Regions from separate parts of the Homo sapiens genome. Here region 2 is linked to region 1. Evidence: read pairs that join two places in POLR2A ChIA-PET (ENCODE). Cell type or tissue: PC-3. All regions are shown on one strand. Links, peaks and the distances in the headings refer to the core of each region. The heading gives the core; the rest is flanking DNA. Region 1 overlaps DISP1 (dispatched RND transporter family member 1). Region 2 overlaps DISP1 (dispatched RND transporter family member 1).

Evidence for each region. ChIA-PET counts read pairs that join two places held together with the same protein. Peaks named below come from ENCODE experiments on the same cell type or tissue, not always from the same donor. Only the 100,000 strongest peaks of a DNase experiment are listed, where the experiment ranks them.
Region 2: POLR2A ChIA-PET joins it to region 1 with 13 read pairs; 2 of 35 experiments call an interaction of 5 or more read pairs at or near these places.

Annotation. Positions count from the first base shown.
Region 1 is chr1:222,961,267-222,968,333 of GRCh38, forward strand. The region is part of intron 3 of DISP1 (dispatched RND transporter family member 1); the gene reads left to right. Among named protein-coding and RNA genes, the nearest start is that of DISP1, 150 kb to the left of the region's middle. In PC-3, for the core only: no CTCF peak of the experiment used is centred there; no DNase peak of the experiment used is centred there.
Region 2 is chr1:222,877,105-222,884,171 of GRCh38, forward strand. All of the region lies in intron 1 of DISP1 (dispatched RND transporter family member 1), which reads left to right. Among named protein-coding and RNA genes, the nearest start is that of DISP1, 66 kb to the left of the region's middle. In PC-3, for the core only: no CTCF peak of the experiment used is centred there; a DNase peak (open chromatin) is centred at 3,647; H3K27ac peaks cover 550 bases.

The sequences.
Region 1 (7,067 bases), core at 2,736-5,235:
CGCCATGATCAAGTCAGCTTCATACCCAGGATGCAAGGCTGGTTCAACATTCACAAATCAATAAACGTAATCCATCACATAAACAGAACCAAAGACAAAAACCACATGATTATCTCAATAGATACAGAAAAGGCCTTTGATAAAATTCAACATCTCTTCATGTTAAAAATTCTCAATAAACTAGGTATTGATGGAACGTATCTCAGAATAATAGCTATTCATGATAAAACCCACAGCCAATATCATATTGAATGGGCAAAAACTGGAAGCATTCCCTTTGAAAACCAGCACAAGACAAGGATGCGCTCTCTCGCCACTCCTATTCAATATAGTATTGGAAGTTCTGGCCAGGACAAGCAGGCAAGAGAAAGAAATAAAGCGTATTCAAATAGGAAGAGAGGAAGTCAAATTGTATCTGTTTGCAGACAATATGATTTTATATTTAGAAAACCCCATCATCGCCAGGCACAGTGGCTCACGCCTGTAATCCCAACACTTTGGGAGGCCGAGGCGGGTGGATCACGAGGTCAAGAGATGGAGACCATCCTGGCCAACATGGTGAAACCCCGTCTCTACTAAAAATACAAAAATTAGCTGGGCATGGTGGTGTGCGCTTGTAGTCCCAGCTACTCAGGAGGCTGAGGCAGGAGAATCACTTGAACCCAGGAGGCAGAGGTTGCAGTGAGCTGAGATCACGCCACTGCACTCCAGCCTGGTGACAGAGCAAGACTCTGTCTCAAAAAAAGAAAAAAAAAGAAGAAGAAAGCCCCATCGTCTCAGTCCAAAAACTCCTTAAACTGATAAGCAACTTCAGCAAAGTCTCAGCATACAAAATCAACGTGCAGAAATCACAAGCATTCCTTTACACCAACAATAGACAAGCACAGAACCAAATCATGAATGAACTTCCATTCACAATTGCTACAAAAAGAATAAATACCTTGGAATACAGCTAACAAGGGATGGGAAGGACCTCTTGAAGGAGAACTACAAACCACTGCTCAAGGAAATAAGAGAAGACACAAAGGGAAAAACATTCCATGCTCATGGATAGGAAGAATCAATATTGTGAAAATGGCCATACTACCCAAAGTGATTTATAGATTCAGTGCTATTCCCATCAAACTACCAGTGACATTCTTCACAGAATTAGAAAAGACTACTTTAAATTTCATATGGAATGAAAGAACACCCTGTATAGCCAAGACAGTCCTAAGCAAAAAGAACAAAGCTGGAGGCATCACACTACCTGACTTCAAACTTTACCACAAGGCTACAGTAACCAAAACAGCATGGTACTGGTACCAAAACAGACATATAGACCACTGTAACAGAACAGAGACCCCAGATATAACACCACACATGTACAACCATCTGATCTTCAACTAATCTGACAAAAACAAGCAATGGGAAAAGGATCTCCTATTCAATAAATGGTGCTGAGAAAACTGGCTGGCCATATGCAGAAAACTGAAAGTAGACCCCTTCCTTACTCCTTATACAAAAATTAACTCAAGGTAGATTAAGACTTAAATGTAAAACCCAAAACCATAAAAACCCTAGAAGGAAACCTAGGCAGTACCATTCAGGACATAGGCATGGACAAAGACTTCATGATGAAAATGTCAAAAGCAATTGCAACAAAAGCCAAAATTGACAAATGGGATCTAATTAAACTAAAGAGCATCTGCACAGCAAAAGAAACTATCACCAGAGTGAACAGGCAACCTACAGAATGGGAGAAAATTTTTGCAATCTACTCATCTGACAAAGGACTAATATCCAGAATCTACAAGGAACTTAAACAAATTTATAAGGAAAAAACAACCCCATCAAAATTGGGCAAAGGATATAAACAGACACTTCTCAAAAGAAGACATTTATGCGGCCAAGAAACATGAGAAAAGACTCAACATCACTGATTATTAGAGAAATGCAAATCAAAACCAAAATGAGATACTGTCTCACGCCAGTCAAAATGGAGATTATTAAAAAGTCATGAAACAATAGATGCTGGCGAGGCTGTGGAGAAGTAGGAACACTTTACACTGTTGGTGGGAATGTAAATTAGTTCAACCATTGTGGAAGACGGTATGGCGATTCCTCAAGGATCTAAAACCAGAAATACCATTTGACCCAGCAATCCCATTACTGGGTATATACCTAAAGGATTATAAATCATTAAAGACACATGCTCAAGTATGTTGATTGCAGCTCTATTTACAATAGCACAGTCATGGAACCAACCCAAATGCCCATCAATGATAGACTGGATAAAGAAAATGTGGTACATATACACCATGGAATACTATGCAGCCATTATAAGGAACAAGATCATGTCCTTTGCAGAGACATGGATGGAGGTGGAAGCCATTATCTTCAGCGAACTAACACAGGAACATAAAACCAAACATCACATGTTCTCACTCATAAATGGGAGTTGAACAATGAGAACACATGGACACTGGGGGGGAACAACACACACCAGGGCCTGTTGGGGGGTTGGGGGTGAGAGAAGGGAACTTAGAAGATGGGTCAATAGGTGCAGCAAACCACCATGGCACATGTATACCTATATAACAAACCTGCACATTCTGCACATGTATCCCGGAACTTAAAGTAAATTTTAAAGAAGAGAAAAAAATAAAGCGTTATAAAACTTAGAAGAATTCTTAGAATCTCATTTACAAGTTAATTTGGGGATTGTCTCTTTCAGGTCCTCTGCCTAAATAAAATTATCTTGATCCTTAATTAAAAAAAAAGAAAAGCCAGGCATATAATCCCAGGACTTTGGGAGGCTGAGGCAGGTGGATCACAAGGTCAGGAGTTCGAGACCATCCTGGCCAATATGGTGAAACCCTGTCTCTACTACAAATACAAAAATTAGCCGGGCATGGTGGTGGGCACCTGTAGTTCCAGCTACTTGGGAGCCTGAGGCAGGAGAGTCGCTTCAACCTGGGAGGCGGAGGTTGCAGCAAACCAAGATCGCACCACTGCACTCCAGCCTGGCGACAGAGCGAGACTCTATCTCAAAAAAAAAAAAAAAGTGTTTGGAAGATTAATTAAAAAGTTACTAGTAAGTGGTAGAATGTGGAATGAAGTTTAAGTGTGTCTGATTCGAAGCCTTCCTCTTAATCACCACTCTATGCTGTGCAAACACAAGAGAATGAAATATTTTTTGTTTTCTTGCTATAACTTTTTTTTTCGTTTCAGTAATAGCTTAAGAAACAGTTAACAAGTGCTTACTACGTAGCAGGTGCTGTGCAGGTTCAGTCCTGAGATCATAGAACTGAAATCACATGGATCACACAAATAATCGTGAGGGTATAGGTGATGGGTCATAGGCTGCCCTGGTCATTTTTAGATCATAGAAACAGCATATTCACAGTGCTACCTTGCACAGACCCTGAAGAAGAATTCCACCTAATTCCTTTAGCCTGTTTATATCATGTTGTACTTTAACACCTTACCTGGTGCAGGATACGCAGTGGGTTTTTCAGTGGGCTTTTGAAAACGCTAGTAGTAATTGGAGAAATTATCTGAACTGAATTTTCTAGTTTAAATGTTAAAGCTCTGTGTTGTCATCTTCAGGAATTTTGATGCCTTTGCTCCAGCTCCCAGGCTAACAAACACTGCTTGCTGGAAGAAAATGGAAACGGTGCAGATTTTACCCATTCTGGTTTCATGCTTCTGTCACAACTTAGTCCTCACAGCTAACTCCCAAGCACACTTCCTTCAGTAGTTTTTTTTTTCAAGTATTCTTCTATTCCATGTTAACTCAAATCATAGTTTACTCTCTTAACACCCATACATGGGCAGTAGCACCTTCTACTTTATGAAAACAATAGAAAATTTCGCTGCAGTATAGCCTAGTGGTTAAGAATGTAGGCTCTGGAGTAGGCTGCCTGGGTTTGAATCCTGCCTCTTTAACTATGTGGCTTTGGGTGACTTCTTTAACCTCTCTGTGCCTTAGTTCTCCATCGGTAAAATCTATGCCTACCTTATAGAATTATTTTAAGAATTTTAAAATATTGTAATATATGTCAAGTGCTTAGGTCAGTGTTTGGCACATAGTAAAGTCTGTAAATGTTGACTGTTGTTATTTTAAATATATTATTATACTTAATACTTTAACTTCATATGGTCTTTTTTCTTGCTAGTGCCCTGGAGTCTAACTTCTTCTGTCACCATTACTTTCCTGGCAATGCCAGGTCAGTGACTCCTTTGACAAACTCATTTGATTTCTTCTCCTGTTTAGTTCTATAGCATGCAGTCTCTGTTTACCACCTCTTCTTAAACAGTTTTCTTTTTCTGCATTCCATGATCTTATGCTTTTCTTTCTTTTTATTCTGTGCACTGCGACCATTTCTGCCCTCTTTCACAATTAACAGAGCCTCTTCTTTCACCCTTTCATATGACTGTCATTTCCATAATATCTCACTCAGTTTTTTTCTTACCCCCATCAACTTTTTAAAATTTCAGATCTCTATTTCCTGTCTATATTTATCACTGTTGTGGTTATTTTTATATTCACATTAGCCTTCAGGACAGCTTTATTTAAATATTCTATCAAGCCAGGACGACACAGTGAGACCTCGTCTCTTAAAAAAAAATTACCTGGGCATGGTAGTACATGCCTGTGGTGCCAGCTACTTGGGAGGCTGAGGAGGGAGGGAGGATCACTTGAGCCCAAGAGATCAAGGCTGCAGTGAGCCATGAATGAGCCACTGCACTCCTGGGGAACAGAGCAAGATCTTGTCTCTAAATGGATGGATGGATGGATGGATGGATAGATAGAGATATTCTGTCAAACCAAAGTATCAGAGTTAATTTTTACACTGTAGTTTTACACTGTAAATCAGTGTAATTTTTTACACTGAAGCATTTCTTTGTTTATTACACTTAAGTAAGTATACCCACTTATTGTAACTAGATATTGTTGATTCAGGTGGGAACTCAAACTTGGAAAGAAACTAAAATGTAGGGAGGCAGAATAGTATGGATTTTAAAAATAATAACCTAGGAAAAATAACATAATGACAAATAACAGTACCAGTAGTAGTTTTATTGTAGATCAGTGAAGTTTTGTTGCTCATCAGAGGCCTTCTACAGGTTATATAAGATCTATACCTCATAAGTCATTGGAAAAGGTATTTCTAAAACTTCAAGAGAAAAAAATCAATTAAATCTCATCTAGGAGTCACTCATTAATAGGATTAAAACATTACTAGGACTTCATTTTTATGTATTTTCATAAAGTTGAATTAACCTGAATTTTAACTATGTAAGGTTTTGCTTAAACTTTTATCTTTGGCTGTCTTTAAAAGGTGATCCTTTAGCCAAAACTAATCTGTGGTGATAGAAGCCTGAATGTTGATTGCCTCTGGGGACAGGGTATGATTATTGATTGGGAAGAGGCACAAGTGAGCCTTTGAGGTGCTGGGAAAAGTTGTATATTGTGATCTGAGTGGTGGTTACATAGATGTGTACATATGTAAAAATGCATCAAACTCTACACTTTAACTTAGTGCCTTTCACTGAAGACTTGAGTGAAATCAGAATGGTTTAAAAGAATGATGTAAGGGATTTAAGAACTCCCCCCACCACCAATCTTAAAACTTCCTTCACCCTCTTGGCCAGTCCATATACACTTGGAAGGCAGGGACAATACTCTATTAATTTTTGGATTCCTGGTATGGAGTGGGAGGGAGGATATATGCAGTTGGAGGAAAAGGGAGATGATTTCCCTTCAGGTCTGCTCTTACTAGAGATTATTAATAAACCCAATTCCACTCTGAGTTGCCACCTCACCATCTTCAAAATGTCACCATCTTCACATCAAGGGGGAATAGATCTACATATATATATATCTACATTATATATATACATGTATACATATGTAGAAATATTCCCCCTTGATGTGAAGATGGCAACATTAAGCAGCATTTTGATTTCAGAATCTGAGAAGTGGAGGACTTTGTGACATGATCACATTCTTGCACCTGTCTTCCCTTATTTGCTTTCCCAGTTGCATCTCTGTTAGCCTCTCATCTTCCTAGTTTGGTACTTAAGAGCAGAAATTGTATCTTTGATTTCTTACTGTTCAATTTTAGTGTGGAGAAGAGATGACAAAATGAATGATTTAATAATGCTGAGAAAATAAAGGGCTGTCTTTAGGCAACCCTTCTTAGGAGAGGTCATAACACATCTTTTCCATCTCTCTGTCAAAGATGGTATCTAGAAGCAAGCCAAGATTATAGAAAGATTTAAGTTTTCCATATGAAAGAGCCAGATTTAAGGCCAGGAAGAAGGAATAGAAAGGGTGATTTGAACATTTATGACAACAGAGAGCCCTTGGATTCTACATATATAAGACTTTTTCCTGCAAAATACTTCAACCTATGATGTAAGTCAGGTTCTGGGAAAACTTAGTAAGCTCAATTGACTTGGCATTGAATGTGAGTTTGCTTTGTAAGAAAGATCTATATGCACAAGGAAAGCATACGGGAGTCTTGGTGTTCATGCATTTGTCCTGTTATGAAGTTGTTCTGAATGAACTGAAAGCCCCTTCAGGATCTTTGTTCTAGACTCTAATTTAGCATGTGCATACCATAGAGAATTATAGTTCTTATATTTGGTTTGGGGCCCATTTAATCCTCCGGTCTTTCACTGACTAGAATTATTTTCAAGCTACAGATGCAAGAATAACACTGTAAACCCATTCTCGAAAAGGGAATTACGATCTTTTTAATGTATTCTGCCCTGGGACTTGCCTGTGTTGAAGCCAAAATGAAACAATGTGATTCTGCGAAAAGAACTGGTAGACACATCAATGGATACACTAGGAAAAATGAAACAAACTGCACAGCACACATAAAACTTCCATAAAGTCAAACTGCTTGATAACTCAGTGGGCTCCTGACTTCCACTTAGTTCCCATTCTCAAATGGGGTCAGACTAAAATTCTTTTCTTCTTACAAGCCAAGAAACCATATGCAACTCCCCTTCAGGAAATGAGGAATCAGAAAATAGATCCCCATTTTCCCACTATTCTCCTGCCCAGTTTC
Region 2 (7,067 bases), core at 2,622-5,121, 84 kb before region 1:
GCTTTACCTCTCTGAGCTTATTACCTCATCTATAAAATGGGGATAATAATGTCTTCATCCCAGTTTGTTGTGAGGAATAAACAGCTTATCCAAAATGCCTTTGTGTTAGTCTGTTTTCACACTGCTGATAAAGATATACCCGAGAGTGGGAAGAAAAATAGGTTTAATGGATTTACAGTTCTCCATGGCTGGGGAGGCTTACAATCATGGCGGAAGGCAAAGAGGAGCAACTCACCTCTTACGTGGATGGCGGCAGGCAAAGAGAGAGAGATTGTGCGGGAGAACTCCTATTTATAAAACCATCAGATCTCATGAGACTTATTCACTATCACAAGAACAGTATGGAGGAAAATACCCCCATGATTCTATTATCTCCTACAGGGTCCCTCCCACACACTTGGAAATTATGGGAGTACAATTCAAGATGAGATTTGGGTGGGGACACAGAGCCAAACCATATCAGCCTTTTCTAGTGTTTAGGATCCAAAAGTGCCAAGCACTGGGAATAAAATGTGAGCAACACGGGCATTGTCCTGCCTGTATATGACTGTAGAGTCTAGCAGGGCAGACAGATGATCAACTAATCACCCAAACAAATGTAAATTTTACCTATTATCAGTGTCTTGAAGGAGAAGTGCTGTGAATCCCTCTAATAAAGGAGTTTGTGTTGGTTGGGAAGGTCTTGAAAGGCTCCTTGAGAAGAGCCTTGGGGCTGGTTTTTTAAGGAAAAGAGCAGGAACTCGGTGAAGAAGGGAGGGCAGGATGGTCCAACCCAAGAGAACAGCCCTGATATGTTGTAGGAAGGAGCACAGCCAATAGAAGCTGAAGAGAGGCCAGCGAAATGGAGCAGAGTTCCAGTGGGAGAGTGGTGTTGCCAGATAAGGCTGGAGAAGTAGGTATGAGTCAGATCCCACAGAATTCTGTAGTCCCCATTGGGTAATTTGGGGTATATGGAAAGGACCATTGGAAGCCACTGACTATTATAGTAAGCTAAAGTTCCCTAAAATCAGTGTGAACAGAAGCAGTGCTTCAAGGACTGTTTGGAAACAGCTTTAAACAATGAGGCATTGTTACGGAGTCCTTGAAAATGATCTGGTGAACTAGTGCAGAGCAATTAGAGCTAGTACTGATAGCTTTTCAAAAGAAGATGAGAGTGAAGACGCAGAAACCAGTGCTGGTCACCCATTGATTCTTTTTTGCCAATAACTGTTCACCCTAATGATTCTTTTAAAAATATGAGATCTTGTTGTAGTACAGATTCTAAGTTTATATGGTTATACACAAAGTTAAAGCCTAAAATGGTAAATGAAAGTGAACTTAGTAATATTGGTTGTACATACTGGAATCTATTTAGAATACTATTAAATTCCTTTTTTAACAGTATACCCCCCAATTGAAGTGCTTAAGATGTTAATGTTTTAAGTGTTTTTGTATATTGATGAATTAAATACTTGTTGAGGGTTTATTATCTCCAAGGCCCCATGTTCTGTATATGGTAAGATCTCCAGGGAGGAGGTCTGCTCAGGGATTAGCTTTAAGGTGAATCATAAAATATTCTCAATATAGGTGCCTGTGTGAAAGATAGGCAATAACAATCAACTACAACACTTTATGGATAAAGCATTTTTGCAAACCTAAAGTATTGTAGAAATATAACATGTCTATAGGTTTTGTAAGTTTACTTTTGAGAGCAGCACCTTCAAATATTCATTTTAATTCTTAAAAAGATCTTTAAGGGAGCTTAAAAAGATCTTTAAGGGAAATTAATTAAAAATTAATTTCAGTAAACCTGAGGTCTGCTCTCTAGCAATAACAATTTTATGTGTAAGGAGATTAAGTATAAATACTTGCTTTTGGAGGTATAAATAAAGGAAGCATTTTAATTAATGCATGTTTATTTGGCAGCTTGGTTCTTTGTCTGGTTCTTCGTTTCTTCTTTGGAGCAGTTAGAGAGTCTGTCCTATAATACGTTAGGGGCTTTCACAGTTTTACCTTATACTGAAACTGGCCCTCTTAGGACTTTTGAAGACTATTAGTTTTTAAATTGTGCTTGTTAGTGTAACATTTGTTTTAAAAACAAGGTTATTTAATATCTTAAGTGACAGTCCATTCTCTGGCAATGAGACACCTGGCTTAGCTCTGTGTGAAATATTTTTACTTTTCCATTTCCTTTGCCACAGAAAATATATTGAGGTTCTTTAAAGCTAAACAATATGGTATACCTATTTATCACTCTTGGGAATGTTTAGCATTGGCTGTTAAAAATGAGGAGTACTGTGGTGTGAAGGAGGTGGTAATGAGGAAATGAATGAAATATGTCCTGTTTGTTTTTTTAGTAACTTCATGTGATGTTATGTGATGTCATGAAGAATGGCAAAGATATTTTGGAAATTATATAAAGAATATTCATATATCATAGAATTTTCTATTTGAATAAAATGTGATTGTGTACATTTCTGTAGGTTATGAAGAATATCTTTTAATCTTTGTCACTTTTAAGACAAAACATAAATAAAAAAGATGTAAGGCAAGTTAGTAATACTGTAGGTGGGTGAAGAAAGATAAAGTTAATATATGTAAATATCAATTGTTAAAAACACAGATTGACAAGAAAAAGACCAAAGTCTTAATGGGCAAAAAGGCAATTCACTCAACAAGACATACATTACTACATTAAAAAGAATTTAATTTCTCTACTAATCAAAGAAATGTAAGTTTAAAATAAAATACTGTTAAGATTAACAAAATACATTTTAACACTATATTGTTGAAAATTTGTTGAAATGAGCATTCATACATTGCCTGTGGAATATAGAGGAGCATAACATTAAAGAAAAAACTTTATGTTTGAAAACTCCACTTTGACGACTCTTGAGGAAATAACAAGTATGCAAAAAAAAAAGTCTTGCATCAAAGGTATTACCATTCATGATAATCCATGACTGAAATACCTTTTTATAATAACAAAAATCAGAAGCAATCAAAATGTTTAATCGTAGGGGGAATGTTTACATAAATTATGAGATATCTGTACCCATTACAATTTACACTTATGGAGGTTAAATTAACTTGAGAAAGTGATTGTTATGATATTAGTGGAGAAAAAGCAGGATGTACAATCTCAGTTATATTTTAAAAAGAGAAATAGACATGGGCATATAAAAAAGATTGGAAATATATACATCAAGATGTTAAGAGGGTATTTTGGGCATTGAGATCATGGGTGATTGTTATTTCATTGTTCGTGCTTTTCTATGTGGTCTAATTTTTCTTCAGTTTGCATGTACTACTTTTGTAATCAGAAAGTACGTGAATGTTATATAAAATCACTTATAGAGCTGTGATCACACCTCTAAACTCCAGCCTGGATGACACATTGAGACCACCTCTCAAAAAATAAAATAATGACATAAAAATAAAATAAAATCCCTTCTACAATGACCTTTCAATGCTAGGGAATGCAGCCTGCACAGGCCTTTGCAGCAGATTTCTATTCATGGAAAGCTGTTTATCACAGGTAAAAATTTAGGTCTTTCAAAGAGTGGGCAACATTTTCCTTTTTGAATGAATCACCTAAGAATAAAGATGGTTCTGGTGGAAAGAGTTGATTTCCTGTGTGGCGAGAGAAGACTACACGTAACTTGGTGGTTAGTCATCTTAAAATAAAATGTCTGGGCCAGACATGGTGAGTCATGCCTGTAATCCTAGTGCTTTGGGAGGCTGAGGCAGGAGGATTACTTGAGGCTAGGAGTTCAAGACCAGCCTGGGCAACATGGCAAAACCTTGTCTCTATAAAAAATATAAATATTAGCTGGGTGTGGTGGTGTGCACCTCTGGTCCTAGCTACTCTGGTGGCTGAGGCAGGAGGCTCACCTGAGCTCAGGGGTTCATGGCTGCAGTGAGCTGTGATTGCACCATTGTACTACAGGCTGAGCAACAGAACAAGACCCTGTCTCTAGAAAAACAAAGGTCTGGAAGAGTTTTAGAAAAGTGTTATATATAGGAAAATTAATTTTTAATTTGTTTGACCTTGACAGGCCTACTATATATCTCTAAAGCAGAACTTGTCAATATCTTTTAGAATTTTTTTTTATTTTTTATTTTTTTTGAGACACAGTTTTGCTCTTGTTGCCCAGGCTGGAAAGCAATGGCGCCATCTCGGCTCACCGCAACCTCCGCCTCCCAGGTTCAAGCGATTCTTCTGCCTCAGCCTCCTGAATAACTGGGATTACAGGCATGCGCCACCACGCCTGGCTAATTTTGTATTTTTAGTAGAGACGGAGTTTCTCCATGTTGGTCAGGCTGGTCTGAAAACCCCCGTCTTCAGGTGATCCACCCGCTTCGGCCTCCCAAAGTGCTGGGATTACAGACATGAGCCACCGCCGCTGGCCTAGAGTTGTTGGTAAAGTAGCGCTTTAGTTGCTGACATTAATGGATTTTAAGGAAGTATTAATAACAAGATGTTCAGATGGGGTGTTTTTGTTTTTTCCTCCTTCAGTTCTCTTTACATTGTGAGGTAAGAGCCATGCTTGCAGCTTTATAATGGATTCGTTGGCAAGGGCCTACTGGCATCAGGTAGAGTTTGAGATTGTAAAATTAGCAACATAATATTTTCAGTTGTTTCAGTTGCTTGTAGATTTTTACGGGTCATTTTTGCCTTTAGTTCTGGTTTAAAGGAAAAATATTGCCTTGACAATCTTTAATTCTAAATTTGGAAAGGACATAAAGATATTCTTATACTAAAAAGAATGGGCCAAAACAATTGTTAAGTACCTTCATATATATTTATGTATATGTCTGTGTGTGTTTGTGTATTTGACATGTACACATAACTTAATACCATTGCATTGAATCGAAACATTTAAAAAAGGCAGTTAAGAAGACTGGACCAACAAAAGGGAAATTTTGAGGTGGAGAGGGGTATGGACTTTTAACAATTAAAATTTAGAAAAATAGCAGATATTTTCTTTTCTATAGAATTGGAACTTTGACAAAGCTTTAAAGCAATATGCCATGAACATAATTACCTGATTTCAATATGAAATGGACATGGAGATGTCCTAGATTTTCTTAATTTATTTCATTATGGAGTGTTTACCATATGTATTCATGTTGTGAGATAATCAAGAATAAAATAATTTACACTACAAAGAACAATCATTTTATTTTTCAATGATTTTATCTCATTTTTTATCGTTCAGCCTCTCAAATTAATTCCTTCTTGAAGGTGTGAGAATTTTTCTTCACTACTAGAGGGTTATTCCAGTCATCTGCACTACAAAGGAGTGGTTTCTCATTCTATTTTAGTAACCTGGGAATGGCAAATATTTAGAGGAATTCTAATACAATGGCAGAAGGAGAAGGAAATTAAAGTTTGGTGGGTTCTTCTCTTCTCTGCGTTAGATTTAAAAGTATTTTTGTCTAGAAATATTACAAATTTGCAGGTTAATTTAAAGGGACATTTTTCTCTTTGTAACTTTATGAATAAATGGAGAAAAATATTCTCTGTATGTTTCCTTTGTTCCAGTTTTAAATTTTCCTTTATTATATGTTTTACTTTTAGGTCATTTCCCATTTTTCTGACTTGGTTTTGTATGGAATTTGACAGAACAAAGAAAGCATTTAATGATGGAGTTATATAAATTCTTTATCTTCTATGACAGGCTAAACTTACTGGAAATAAATGTTGATGACAATTAAGATTATATTAAATATCTGCAGAGTGTATTTGTATAAATGCTTAGAAATTAATATACACTGAAAAAATATTAAAAAGTATTAGAGAAGCTAAAAAAGAAATTTTTGCAAAAGAAAATTTTCGGAGAGAATCTTGAGATCTGTTACATGTAAATTATGATTAGATCAACCTTTAGAATATATATAATCTCCATATAGTGAAGAAACTTATGAGATAGTACTAGTCATAAAAGAAATGCCAGTTCAAATAAGGTAGGAAAATAATTTCATGTGTTTTTAACTAACATTTTTTGTTTTTAAACATATTAAGGCTCAGATTTGTCTGGGTGTAGGATTTAGAGGGCAATTTGGTAATACAATTTAAGTATCATAAAAGTGTTCATACGCTTTAACACATTAATTCCAAGCATAAAAATTAATCCTAAAAAAAAATTTAGAAGCAGTAACAGTACCGCCACCACCACCAACAATGTACATATATACAAAGTTTTTATGGAAACATTTTTTTCAATGTCCACATTTTTCAAAATAAAGATGGCTGGGCACGGTGGCTCACATCTGTAATCCCAGCACTTTGGGAGGCCGAGGCAGTCTGATCACGAGGTCAGGAGTTTGAGACCAGCCTGGCCAACATGGTAAAACCGCGTCGCTACTAAAAATACAAAAATTGTTGGGCGTGGTGGCACATGCCTGTAATCCCAGCTACTTGGGAGGCTGAGGCAGGAGAATTCCTTGAACCCGTGAGGCAAAGGTTGCAGTGAGCCAAGATCGTGCCACTGCACTCTAGCCTGGCGACAGAGCGAGACTCTGTCTCAAAATAAATAAATAAATAAAGATTATACATTGTTTAGAGACAAGCTGTTCAAGAGTTTTAAGAGAGAGGTGCACAGGCATAAGCATATTGTTAGTTATACACATATGGTGGTAAGTGTGCTTGCAAAAAGGTCTGTTAAAATATATACTAGGCTCTGGAAGTGTACGCTGTGTAGTGTTACAATTCTATACTTAAAACAAGGAAAACTGACAGTATACTGTGTTTGCTTACAAGTAGACAAAATGCAAAATACACCTGTACAAAAATAGAAGGCATTCCATTTATATTTTATAAGGTGAGAGGGGCTCTGATTGTAAGGAAAGCTACTGAACTTACAGCTCTTTGAAGACCAGGACCCATCTTTTCTTATTCATCTTGGTAGCCTAATAGAGTGCCTGTCCTATAATTGACTCTCAGTAGATAATTACTGTTTGGATCTGTTATTCTCCTCTTTAACCACTGCTGCTGAATAAACTTCCCAAACTCCTGCCAGATAACTGAATTTGAATCACTTTGGCTCTCTCCCTTGAAATTCTTATCCCTTCACCTGGCCCAG